Linked DNA regions of Homo sapiens: region 2 is linked to region 1. Evidence: read pairs that join two places in POLR2A ChIA-PET (ENCODE). Cell type or tissue: OCI-LY7. All regions are shown on one strand. Links, peaks and the distances in the headings refer to the core of each region. The heading gives the core; the rest is flanking DNA.

Evidence for each region. ChIA-PET counts read pairs that join two places held together with the same protein. Peaks named below come from ENCODE experiments on the same cell type or tissue, not always from the same donor. Only the 100,000 strongest peaks of a DNase experiment are listed, where the experiment ranks them.
Region 2: POLR2A ChIA-PET joins it to region 1 with 6 read pairs; 16 of 35 experiments call an interaction of 5 or more read pairs at or near these places.

The regions. Positions count from the first base shown.
Region 1 is chr17:68,233,653-68,239,910 of GRCh38, reverse strand. It overlaps a transcript of AMZ2 not described here. Among named protein-coding and RNA genes, the nearest start is that of AMZ2, 11 kb to the left of the region's middle. RefSeq lists a silencer at 795-864 and enhancers at 1,524-1,773, 4,204-4,263. In OCI-LY7, for the core only: a CTCF peak has its summit at 1,967; DNase peaks (open chromatin) are centred at 810, 1,900, 2,400, 4,770 and 1 weaker place; H3K4me3 peaks cover 3,785 bases; H3K27ac peaks cover 5,000 bases.
Region 2 is chr17:68,420,365-68,425,945 of GRCh38, reverse strand. WIPI1 (WD repeat domain, phosphoinositide interacting 1) reads left to right here. Exons shown (of 13, transcript NM_017983.7): 13 at 4,126-4,665. The coding sequence ends at 4,173. MIR635 (microRNA 635) reads left to right here and starts at 1,398; the gene lies at 1,398-1,495. ARSG (arylsulfatase G) reads right to left here. Exons shown (of 12, transcript NM_001267727.2): 12 at 5,132-5,581. The coding sequence ends at 5,483. It also overlaps a transcript of PRKAR1A not described here. In OCI-LY7, for the core only: no CTCF peak of the experiment used is centred there; no DNase peak of the experiment used is centred there.

The DNA.
Region 1 (6,258 bases), core at 486-5,485:
CTGTTGTTTCCTCTGTTTGGTCTTTTTGTTTCATGTTAGAACTTTCCATCAACATCTGGTAATCTTTGGCTGTTAAGATTTCATTATGATGCACAAAAAACTGGTGGGGGGTTCTGTGTGCATGAATGTGGCTTATTCTCAGAGGCGATCTGGCAGATAATCAGCTTATTCACTGAGGGGAGTCTCCCAGTGTCTGAACCTGAAAGTTTCTTCTCTGTGACCATCCCATTTTTTTCCAGAGTAGGATCGTTTCCTAACTGACTGCCAGTGTTCTGGAAGCAGGTGCAGTGAAGAGCCTAAGAGTCCCACTAATGTGTGTGTGAATTCTGAATCCTTAGCCACCGTGTTCATCCCTAACCCATACTGCCACAAGGACTCTCAAGTCTCACAACCAATTCGTTTTAACACGAGAAGACATTAAGAGGGTTAAGAGGTTCTCCATGATTCACCTACTAGTGTGAATTCATATCTGCTCCTTTTGCTTTTCCCCTGGCCCTTAGCTGATATCAACTGCCCTGAGGAAATGGAAGTCTGATTGGTCAGGAAGCAGGAGTAAGTGGGTAATTTGGGGTCACAGACCCCCCTCAGCAGGCAAGCAGCCCAGAGGTGGGTAAAGCACATTAGGAAAGGATGCTGCAATCCAGGGACTAGGGCCCTGGACCTGGATGCCAAAAGGGAGTTGGGAAAGTAGAAAAGAAAACAATTTATGCTTAAATTGTGCTCAGAGCCAGGGCTCTATGCAAAGCAGCAGCAGGTGACCTGTTTTCTCCCTCCTGCACTGCAGAGAACCTGCCCTCAAAGACCCAGAGCTCAGCTTCAGTGGAAGTTGAACGGCACTGTACAAGCAAAACTGAGAACCCAGTCACCCTGAGAAAAATGGTTTCTAGGGGGAAACACATTCTTTGGTCCAAACAACCAACTTACAAATGATCTTTTGGACCACGTCCTGCCTGCAAACTGAGGCTCGATTCACCTTTAATGGACCAGTTCTGGCAGTGCCAAGGGAGAGAGGCCATTAGCAGAAATGAAAAAAGCAAGAAATCTTTTAGTCCACTAGGTTAAGATTTTTTTATGCTTTGTTGTTTATGATTTCCCACTTTAGTTACTCTTTCCCGGAACAAATGTTATGATTCTACTTCATCTCTATTTACTGAAGCAAATAGATGCTTATCAGCAGTCATGCTACAAATCGCAAAGCAGTCAGTAAGGCCTTTGGGGCTGTGGTCTCTTTTGCAATTCTTTGATGTCTTGTCAGGCAACTTATTTTCTGTGCCTCAGAGAGTTTCCAAAAGCTACCACAATCTGATTGTGTGTGTGTGTGTGTACATATGTGTGTGTATATCTATATGCACTCTTTCTCTCTATATATATATACATATGGCATATAAATACAGTAAAGTCAAAGAATTGAGCAAAAGCAGATTTTGGTTTTTACCTTAAGAATATCATTTCACTTCCTGAAAAATTAGGAATTAGGAGTCCCAAGAATACCACATAGCATTTAGGAAGACTTGAGTGGGAGCTAAGAAAGTTCGAATGAGGGGAGGAAGAAAGTCCCTGGTCAGGCTGGGTATAGTGACTCAAGCCTGTAATCCTAGCACTTTAGAAGGCTGAGGTGGGAGGATTGTTTGAGCTCAGGAGTTTGAGATCAGCCTGGGCAACCTAGCAAGACTCTGATTTCTATTTAAAAAAAGAAGAAGAAAGAAAGAAAATAAAAGAAAAAGGCTGGGTCAGTGGCCTCAGTTGAACCCTGGAGGATGCTGTGATCCTCTTGGTGATGTCCCCAGCCTCTGCTTCAGGATGACAGCATGGTCTCCTGCACTGTAGCTCGGTTTGAAATTTTCAGTTTTTCTTTCAATTTCGCCTTTTTCAGACTCCAAGGGGGATGGAGGAGATGGTCTGAATAAGACAAATATGAAAGAGGAAGTGTCTCAGCACCAACCAAACGTAAAACAGCGACAGCGACCCACTTCACTTGTGACCTATACAGAAATACTGAAGACGTCCTCTGTGTCCTTTTAGACTTTCTGGGGGAGGGAACAGCCGCTGCCCAGAAGCAAGCAGCTTCCTTTTGGCCAGGTCAGTGCAGGGAACCAACAAAGACAGGGACCTGTGGCCAGAAGAAGCACAGCCGCAGCAGGTGTCTGATTGGACTGAGCCAGGAAAGGCCTTCTTGCCCTTAGGGACCCCTCAAGGCTTTTTTCCCAAAAGCTGGAAACTGCTTGGCTCACTGCTGTGCTAAATGCAGGTGCCAGCCGAGGGGGTTACCCTAGGACCGTGAGCCATTAACAGCTTGTCTCAAATACACTTCTCCAAGGCAGTCAGCAACTCCCCACTGAACACCTGTGGGTTCCTGCTGGTGCTAACTTAGGCACGGGGCTAGCAGGTCCCTCCCCTGTAGCAGATGATGAGAGCAAGTGTGGTGCAGGAGGAACTGAAAAGAGAGCGTCGTCAGAGATGACACTTGCGTGGATTAAAACCATATATTCTTGTGCAATGTAAAAATGCCAACTTGCATCAGCGTAACGAAGGACACACTTAGAATAGAAAAGCTGAGGAGGACAGAAGAATAGGAAGAACAACAAAACCATGCCTGGTCCTTTTGCCCAGAAATGACCCATGTGAATCTTGGCTGAACTTTTAGACTTTTTCGTGGTGCACATTTTTCAACATAATTTGACAACGTGGGACCTCTAGAATTGTACATTCTAATTTTTCAGTCCATTTATTTCTTATTCCAGAAAGAATCCATGTATAAGGATGGCTCATCACAGTGTTGTTTTTAATTCTGAAAAGCTGAAAGATGGATGCTCACCACTAGTGTTTATACATAAGTTCAATAAAGTTATGCTCTCACAATAAAATATTATGTAGTCATTAAAAAGAACAATCTCATGCTATGCGTATTATCATGGAAGGATGTCCCCAAGATCTTGCTGAAATGTTTTAAAAAGTCCCAAGCAGTGTATATATAATTTGAAGCTATTTATATAAAAATATGGGTGTATATGTGTGTAAAAAAGGATGTTTGGGCCGGGCATGGTGGCTCACGCCTGTAATCCCAACACTTTGGGAGGCCAAGGTGGGTGGATCATTTGAGGTCAGGAGTTGGAGACCAGCCTGGCCAACATGGTGAAACCCGTCTCTACTAAAATATATATAAAAAAAAAATTAGCTGGGATGTGGTGGTGGGTGCCTGTAATCCCAGCTACTGGGGAGGCTGAGGCAGGAGAATCACCTGAGCCTGGGAGACAGAGGTTGCAGTGAGTTGAGATCTCCCCAGTGCGCTCCAGCCTGGGCAACAAAGTGAGAATCCGTCTCAAAAAAAAAAAAAAAAAAAAAAAGGATGTTTGCCAAATGTTAATAATGTTAGAAGGAGGGCTTTTTGTGCTGTTTTACTTTCTTCTTGATATTTTTTAGCAATATTTATTTTGCAATGAGCATTTACTAGCTTTATTTTTTTTAACTATTTACCTTGAAAAAATTATGTAAATCTATACTTACTATATAAAATACATTTATTTTGTAGTGAGTGAAAATGAGGGTTACCAAACATATACATAGTATAATATCATGTTCATATGTTATAGTTTTATATATAAATTTACATAGTTTAAGTGTTTATAAACACAAAAATACATATTCACACATTTGATATATATAATGTGCATATAAATTTTACATGTATATATAAAACGTTTTAAAACATTTTTTTAAGATTACTCTTATATTTTGAATAATAATTGTATTTCCATTCTGGGGAAAAGAGTAATATTTTGGAAACCAGATGCAGTGGCTCATTCCTGTAATCCCAGCACTTTGGGAGGCCGAGGCGGGTGGATCACCTGAGGTTAGGAGTTCGAGACCAGCCTGGCCAACGTAACAAAACCCCATCTGTACTAAAAATACAAAAATTAGCCAGGCATGCTGGCGGGCACCTATAATCCCAGCTACTTGGGAGCCTGAGGCAGGAGAATCGCTTGAGCCCGGGAGATGGAGGTTGCAGTGAGCCAAGATTGTGCCACTGCATTCCAGCCTGGTGGACCAAGTGAGAAACTATCTCGAAAAAAAAAAAAAGTAAGATTTTGGGCTAAGTCTTGGAGGGGTAGGGACGGCCAGTCCACGGCAGCCCAGGCTGAGGGCACAGCACGTACCAAAAAGCCACAGCAGAGCAGGGTCACACGTGGCACACGCTGCTCCTGGCACCTGATAGCACCAGTGTTCTGTCCTCCTGGAAACTCTCCTCTTGCTTTTCTGGGTCACTGTTCTCTCTGGGCTGCCCAGTCAGCCAAGCAGGCACCGAGAGGGGCCCTGAGGGATTGAGGCTGTCCCGGATAGGGGCTCCGTAAGGGGGAAGCCAACCTACTTTGCAGTGTTCCTGAGGCTCAGGCCCGTGTGCCACAGTGAGAGGGCGCGAACTCCACGGTCTGTGGACTTGGGTTCAGCTGAGGCACCACCAGCTCCTGGGTGGCCCTCAGCCAAGGCACTTTACCTCCCTGGGACTCAGTGTGTTTATCCAGGGGTATGAACAATAAGAACCTCTGGCCCACAGGCTTAATGAGAGAATTAAATAAGACATGGGAACAGCTCCTTTCAACTGTTTATTACCAGAAGGTGCCCAATAACCAGGCATGGCAAAAGCCCAAAGGCAAAAACACAAAGCCCTGACATTTAACAAGTTGTTTTTTTGCTAAGAAACCAGCGCTGGAGACAAGTACTTGTGATATATCCTCGTGGTTGGATGTGTTGGTCACAAGTTCTAATTACGGAAATGCCCGCTGACAAAAGGGCCTGTTGATGTGAGTCACTATGAGTGGTTTCACTCTCTAGGCCTGGGCTGCTCCTAGGAATCATTTGCAGATACATCTATCTACCTATCTTTTTTCTTTTTTTTAAGATTGGAGTTTTGCTTTTGTTGCCCAGGCTGGAGTGCAATGGCACAATCTCGGCTCACCACAACCTCCCTCTCCTCGGTTCAAGCGATTCTCCTGCCTCAGCCTCCGGAGTAGCTGGGATTACAGGCACCCGCCGCAATGCCCGGCTAATTTTTGTATTTTCCTAGAGACAGGGTTTCACCATGTTGTTGGCCGGGCTGGTCTCCTAGCTATCTTTTTTTTTTTTTTCTTTTTTTTGAGACAGGGTCTCACTCTGTCACCCACTCTTCACTCTGTGAAGTGCAATGGCACCATCAGGGCTCACTTTAGCCTTGACCTTCTGGGCTCAAGCATTCCTTCCGCCTCAGCCCTCTGAGTAGCTAAGACTATAGGTGTGTGCCACCATGCCCAGCTAATTTTTTTATTGTTGTTTTGAATTGTAGTATAGATGTCTCACTATATTAACCAGGCTGGCCTTGAATTCCTGAGCTCAAGCAATCCTCCCACCTCGGCCTCCCAAAGTGCTGGGATTACAGGCATGAGCCACTGCACCCAGCCAATAAGATACATGTTTTTATTAAAATAATGCAGTGATTTTTTTTTTTTTGAGACAAGGTCACATTCCGTTGCCCAGGCTGTGCACTCACTGCAGCCTTGACCTCCTGGGCTCAGGCGATCCTTTCACCCCAGCCTCCATGTAGCTGGGACTACAGGTATGTGCCACCACACCTGGTTAATCTTAATTTTTTTTTTAGAGATGGAGTCTTGCTATGTTGCCCAGGCTGGTCTTGAGCTCCTGGACTCCAGTGATCCACCCGCCTCAGCCTCCCAAAGTGTGCCACCACACCCAGCTAATTTTGTATTTTAAGTAGAAACAGGGGTTCTCCATGTTGGTCAGGCTGGTCTCGAACTCCTGACCTCAGGTGATCTGCCTGCCTCAGCCTCACAAAGTGCTGGGATTACAGGTGTGAGCCACCGAGCCCGAATGCTACTTGTTCTTGTTACACATTTATATGCTGAAGAAATGGAATCTACGATTTGCTGTAGTAGCAATCCAGAAAAACAAAGCGTAGTTGTTGGAATAAAACACGACTTATTGACATTGAGTGTCACCTGGGGGTGACCCAGCACAGCAAGAATGGATCAGCTTAAGCAGGTGTGGTGGCGTGCACCTGTGGTCCTAGCTACTCAGGAGGCTGAGGTGGGAGGATCGCCTGGGCTCAGGAGGTTGAGGCTGCAGTAAGCCAAGATCATGCCACTGCACTCCAGCCTGGGCAACAGAGCAAGACCCTGTCCCAAAAAAAAATAAATAAAAATAATAAAAATAAATTAAAAATAAAAAATAAATAAAAGAATGGACCACCCTTGTAACATCCAAGCTCAT
Region 2 (5,581 bases), core at 1-5,000, 190 kb before region 1:
TTGGAAAGCCATAGGATATTTGTTGTACTGTGTGCTTCGAATCCTACAGAGTAGGCTTTAGGTGTCGAGCTAAACCCTGATGGCATTAGAGTCACCGAATACTAATCCAGGGAGTCTTGGTGGCCTCCCTCCAGCCAGAGGCCTGCGATCCCTTACTTTGCTTCTGTAGCACTGACTTTGCTGCCTGGAAGGTAGGAACACGTGACTTGTCTAAAACTTATTTTCCTGAGGCTCCCATGGATGCGTTTGCAGAATGCTGCCTTCCTTGTGCTGGAGGGGATGGTTTCAGAGGGCTGGGCTGTGTGTTCAGGACTCTGAGCTGAGTTGCTGCACTCTGTGAACCAGCTTGACCCTCACTTACCTGCAGCTCTGGCCGGCAGACCCGCACCTCCCCAGCAGTTGCAGACACTCATTAAGAAACAAGTGGCCGGGTGCGGTGGCTCACACCTGTAATCCCAGCACTTTGGGAGGCCGAGGCTGGAGGATTGCTTGAGCCCAGGAGTTAGAGACCAGCCTGGGCAACACAGCAAAACCCCATCTCCACCAAAAAAAAAAAAAAAAAAGAAAAGAAAAAATTAGCCGGGTGTGGTGTCACGTGCCTGTAGTCCCAGCTATTCGGGACGCTGAGATGGGAGGATCACCTGAGCCTGGGAGGTCGAGGCTGCAGTGAGCTCTGATTGTGCCACTGCACTCCAGCCTAGGTGAAAGAGTGAGACTCTATCTCAAAAAGAAAAGAAAAGCAATTGTGTGCTCTGTGGAGGGCAGCAGGTGCAGGGCAGGAGCTTGCCCGAGCACCTTTAGCTGGGTTTCCCAGCAACCTGCTCAGCCTGTTCCCACAGCTAGGGCCCTCGGGGCTGGCTGAGTGCTGGGCGTGGCTTCTTCCATCACCTGGAACTGAAGACAAGATTCCCTCCTGAGAGCCTGCTGGGGCTTCCTTAACTGCTGATTCTTCAGGCTCCCATCTGGAGTAACATATAGACCGCTCTTGTGAGCTTCAGTCAAAACATCCCAGATAGTCAACCTGAAATCATTTCGAGATGGAAGTACTGATTTGTTTTGTTTTGTTTTTGAGACGGAGTCTTGCTCTGTCACCCAGGCTGGAGTGCAGTGGTGTGATCTCGGCTCGCTGCAGCCTCTGCCTCCTGGGTTCAAGCAATTCTCCTGCCTCAGCCTCCCGAGTAGCTGCAATTACAGATGTGCGCCACCATGCCCAACTAATATTTTGTATTTTTAGTAGAGACGGGGTTTCACCATGTTGGTCACGCTGGTCTCAAACTCCTGACCTCAAGTGATCCACTCGTCTCGGCCTCCCAAAGTGCTAGGATTACAGGCGTGAACCGCCGCACCCGGCCGGAAGTAGTGTTTGGGCCAAGACTTGGAGCATCAGCTCCTAGAGCCAGAGAGGAGCTGCCACTTGGGCACTGAAACAATGTCCATTAGGCTTTGTTATGGAAACTTCTCCTGATCATTGTTTTGTGTCCATTGAGCTTCCAATTGTAAAAGGATGGAGTGCAGGTCTGGCTTCTTTCTCCCGCAGATCCGTGGAACCCTCTAGTGAGCACATTTGGCTTAGAAAACAAAGCTGCGGTGGGGCCCTGCATGCAGGGCTGGGGCTGTTGTTTTGTGATTTCCCACATCGGCTCTGCGGGTCGGTCGCAGCGTGAGCTTTTACATTTCTGGCTTTCAATAGGCAGGTTGTCAGAGACGTGGCTGGCAAGTGAAGTTTATATCTCAGTGGCGGAGAGCAGTTGTTCTTAAAAATACTAATTATAAACTTCAAAACCTCTGTTGGCATGCTGCCTAACTATAAACCAGTTGTTTTACCTTTGGGTTCTCATGGCCCCAACTGGCCTTAAAGGGCGTTCTTCTGCACCCTCAAGAGGCGGTGGTTATTTACCTGAAGTCGAGGCTTCCAGGATCCAGAGCACTCTAGGTCAGACACCGTGGGGACAAATGTGACCATTCTACTCTGTCAGGGTTTACCACATCCAGACACTCACTAGGTTCCGTTTCACTAATTTTGGTAAAAGTCTGTAACTACTATAAAATATTATTAGATTCTTAATTGTAATCGCAGTAAGCCTTGCAACCTCTTATAGTTACAGAATTGGGGTAATGTGGATATTAGTATCTAGGAGGTAGTTCCTTGCCAAAGAACCTGTATAAAATAATAGGTACCTTGTGCAGATCATTTATTTGGGGTAAAAAGGAAAAGGGGAGGTGCTTAATTGAAGAACCAGTAAGAAAGTTTGTCCTGAGGCCTGTGTGCCCATTCAGTGCCAGGAAGCTGGGCATGAGCCAGTTGTTTCTTCTCCCTCCTAAGGACCAAATGAGTGAAAGTTGGTTGAAATTGCATCAGGAATTCTTATTTATACGCAAGAAATACTTCCTGCCAGTGAGAGTGGTCACTGAACAAGGTCCCTAGAACAGGTGTTAGACCCTTGTGAGTGTCAAGCAGCCCCTGTGTGCAGGGCTGTGTCGTGGCAGCCACCAACCTCTCAGTCTGCCCTCCAGCCTGCAGGTAGATGGTGATGAGGGGCAGTGCTCCCACTAAGGCACTGTCTCAGTAGCAGGCAGGCTTCTCCATCTCACCATGTAAGGACCAGAGGCATGCATGCTCCTGGGATGCTCTATCAATATGGCCCATCTCAGTCATGCCTGAATTGGCAGAAATGTTCAGCGAGGGATGCTAGGGAACTTCCTCTCTGTCTCCTTATTCTGAATTGTCATGCCTATTGCAAATCTCTGTGCAGAATTCACATCTTTACTCACATTCCTTAAAATCTTCTAGGACCACAAAAGGCTCTTGGAGTCTCAGCTTGGTTAAAATCGCCTCTCTTGTAGTGACGAACAAACATAGGCTTGCCTGAGTAGTCTGCTACAGGAGCTCTGTGAGCCGCTGCCTTAAGAACGCGGGTCATCACTAGTGATCTTTTCAGAACACATACTGACACTTCCCTGCGTAGGATCACGCTTGCCTCCTTGGGATTTACTTTTGCTCTGAGAGCAGTGAAAGAAAAGAGACTTGATCATTTCTGGTGCCTTAGAAAGCTGCTACATTCGGGAGGATGAGAAGCTTTTGTTTCAGGAACAAGCCAACCTGTACAAGTCTCTGTATTTTGTGAGACTAGTCCCAATCTTGTGAGCAAGAGTCAGGAAATCAGGCCCAAGGGTATAAACTGACCTTCCCTTTTTTTTTTTTTTTTTTTTTTTTGAGATGATAGAGTCTCACTCTGTCCCTCAGGCTAGAATGTGTTGGCGTGATCTCCACTCACTGCAACCTCCACCTCCTAGGTTCAAGTGATTCTAGTGCCTCAGCCTCCCAAGTAGCTGGGGTTTCAGGCATGCTACCATGCCCAGCTAAATTTTGTATTTTTAGTAGAGACAGGATTTCACCATGTTGGCCAGGCTGGTCTCAAACTCCTGACCTCAGGTGATCACCCCCCTCAGCCTCCTAAAGTGCTGGGATTACAGGTGTGAGCCACTGCGCCCAGCCTAAACTGACTTTTTTTTTTTTGAGATGGAGTCTTGCTCCATCGCCCAGGCTGGAGTGCAGTGGTGCGATCTCGGCTCACTGCAGCCTCCACCTCCCCGGTTCAAGCGATTCTCTCCTGCCTCAGCCTCCCGAGTAGCTGGGATTACAGGTGAGCGCCACCATGCCCGGCTAATTTTTGTATTTTTTAGTAGCGATGGGGTTTCACCATGTTGGCCAGGCTGGTCTCAAACTCCTGACCTAGTGATCCACCCACCTCAGCCTCCCAAAGTTCTGGGATTACAGGCGTGAGCCACCGCGCCCAGCCTAAACTGACTTTTTAATAGTGATTGAGCAGTCCATGTTTACAAGTAAGATGAGCCTTTTAAAAATATATACATATACATATAAATACATACACACACACACAGAGACATTTTTATAGTCAGTATTTTCTAGAACTGTGTCATACTTGTCTACACCTAAATAAGCTGGGTGACCATTCTGTGGCCATGAGCGAGTTCAGACAGAAAAATTCCACAGTGCCCAGCCTCTCCCTGCTCACTCTGCATGGGCACAGACCTGTTGATAATGCACCTGCCTACCAGCCTCTTCCTGAGAAGAGTAAGGCCATTCTGTTTTGATTTTGGTAGATAATCTTGTGCCGTGGAAATCAGAAGGGCAAAACGAAGCAGTCATGATGAGAAGCACACCTCAGAAATCAGGACATCCCCCCTATCAGGTGGTTTTGGAGAAAACAAGGAAGGCGGAAGAATGGAGTGCAATTGTGTGAGCAGAAAGGGGGGCAGGAATCCCGGGTGCTCCACTGCTTAAACCACAGGACCTGGTTAACTCCTCACCAAGCTTCCCACGACCCTGGTTGCCAATGGGCGCGGGAGACATTGTATACACATCATGCTATTTAAAATACGTTCAAACTATAGTGTAAATGCTAATTAACCATATTGGTATATAACCGGAATTTTATATTAAAAGGGGCCTCCTTTTTAAATATATGCCGTGTAAAAAATGTACTTATAGGAACATCTCTTTGAATTGTATTTCTTGTATATTACATACTTAGAGAGAGACTCTTTTAGCCAGGCAAAGTCTTTTTTGGCTGTGGCTGGAATAAATCATTTATTACTTGGGAGTCCCATTTTGGACACTAATAATAAAATCATGGCAATGCATTTTTGAGGTTTTTATATATTTTTTTGTTTCCTTGTGGTTATAGGGGACAGGAGGAACTCTTTAACTTCTTTTAAATGCAGTCATTTCACCCTTAAAAGGAGAGGAAGGGGATTGGGCCACAGACTTATCCATGGACTCGTCTGCTCTGAGATCTGGAAAACGACCTAACTTTGGTCTAAATCTGTGCTCCTCAAGGCATTGTTTGATAGAAATGTAGGATTTCAGGATCTACTCGAGCCCTACTGAGACGGAATCCGGATTCTCACAAGATCCCAGGTGATTTGTTTGCATATTAAAGATGGAGACCAGTGAGTACACTGGTTTGTGGAAGGAAAAAAAGAGAAAAGAGAGAGAAGCTCTGCCCTAAATACTAATTAGAATGGATTTACACCAAAATGACCAGAGAAACTGGGAACCAGAGAAACAAGGAAACTAAAATGTATTGAATGTCTGCTCTGTGTCAGGTAATTTGCCAGGCATTTTCATGTATGCCTTTATTTAACCCTCAAAATCAACTTGCAGGTTAGGTTAAACAATTGCCCAAGTTCAAAAGCTGGAGCTGGCACCTGTGCCTGACTCCAAAGCCCGTGTGCTTCCCATTAAGGCACACTCCCTGCCCAGAGCCAGCGCAGCTCAGCTGCTCTCGGGTCGGCGTGGAGGAGGGACAGGATACAGAAGGGATATGCAAGGCTAACTCCAAAACTAAACTCCAAGACTAAACTAAAGCGTGTGTTTGTAAAGAGGGTAAAAATGAAATTTGGAAGCAAACTTGCCTAATTTCCAGGTACTCCTCCTCGTGGAATAAAAATTGGTCTGTTATGCGGCTTGACAGCGGCAGGCAATTTGGTAGGGATTACAGCAGGGAGTTACTGAAGGGTCCTGAGTGTAATCTGCGCTGGAGATGTTGTCGTTGGC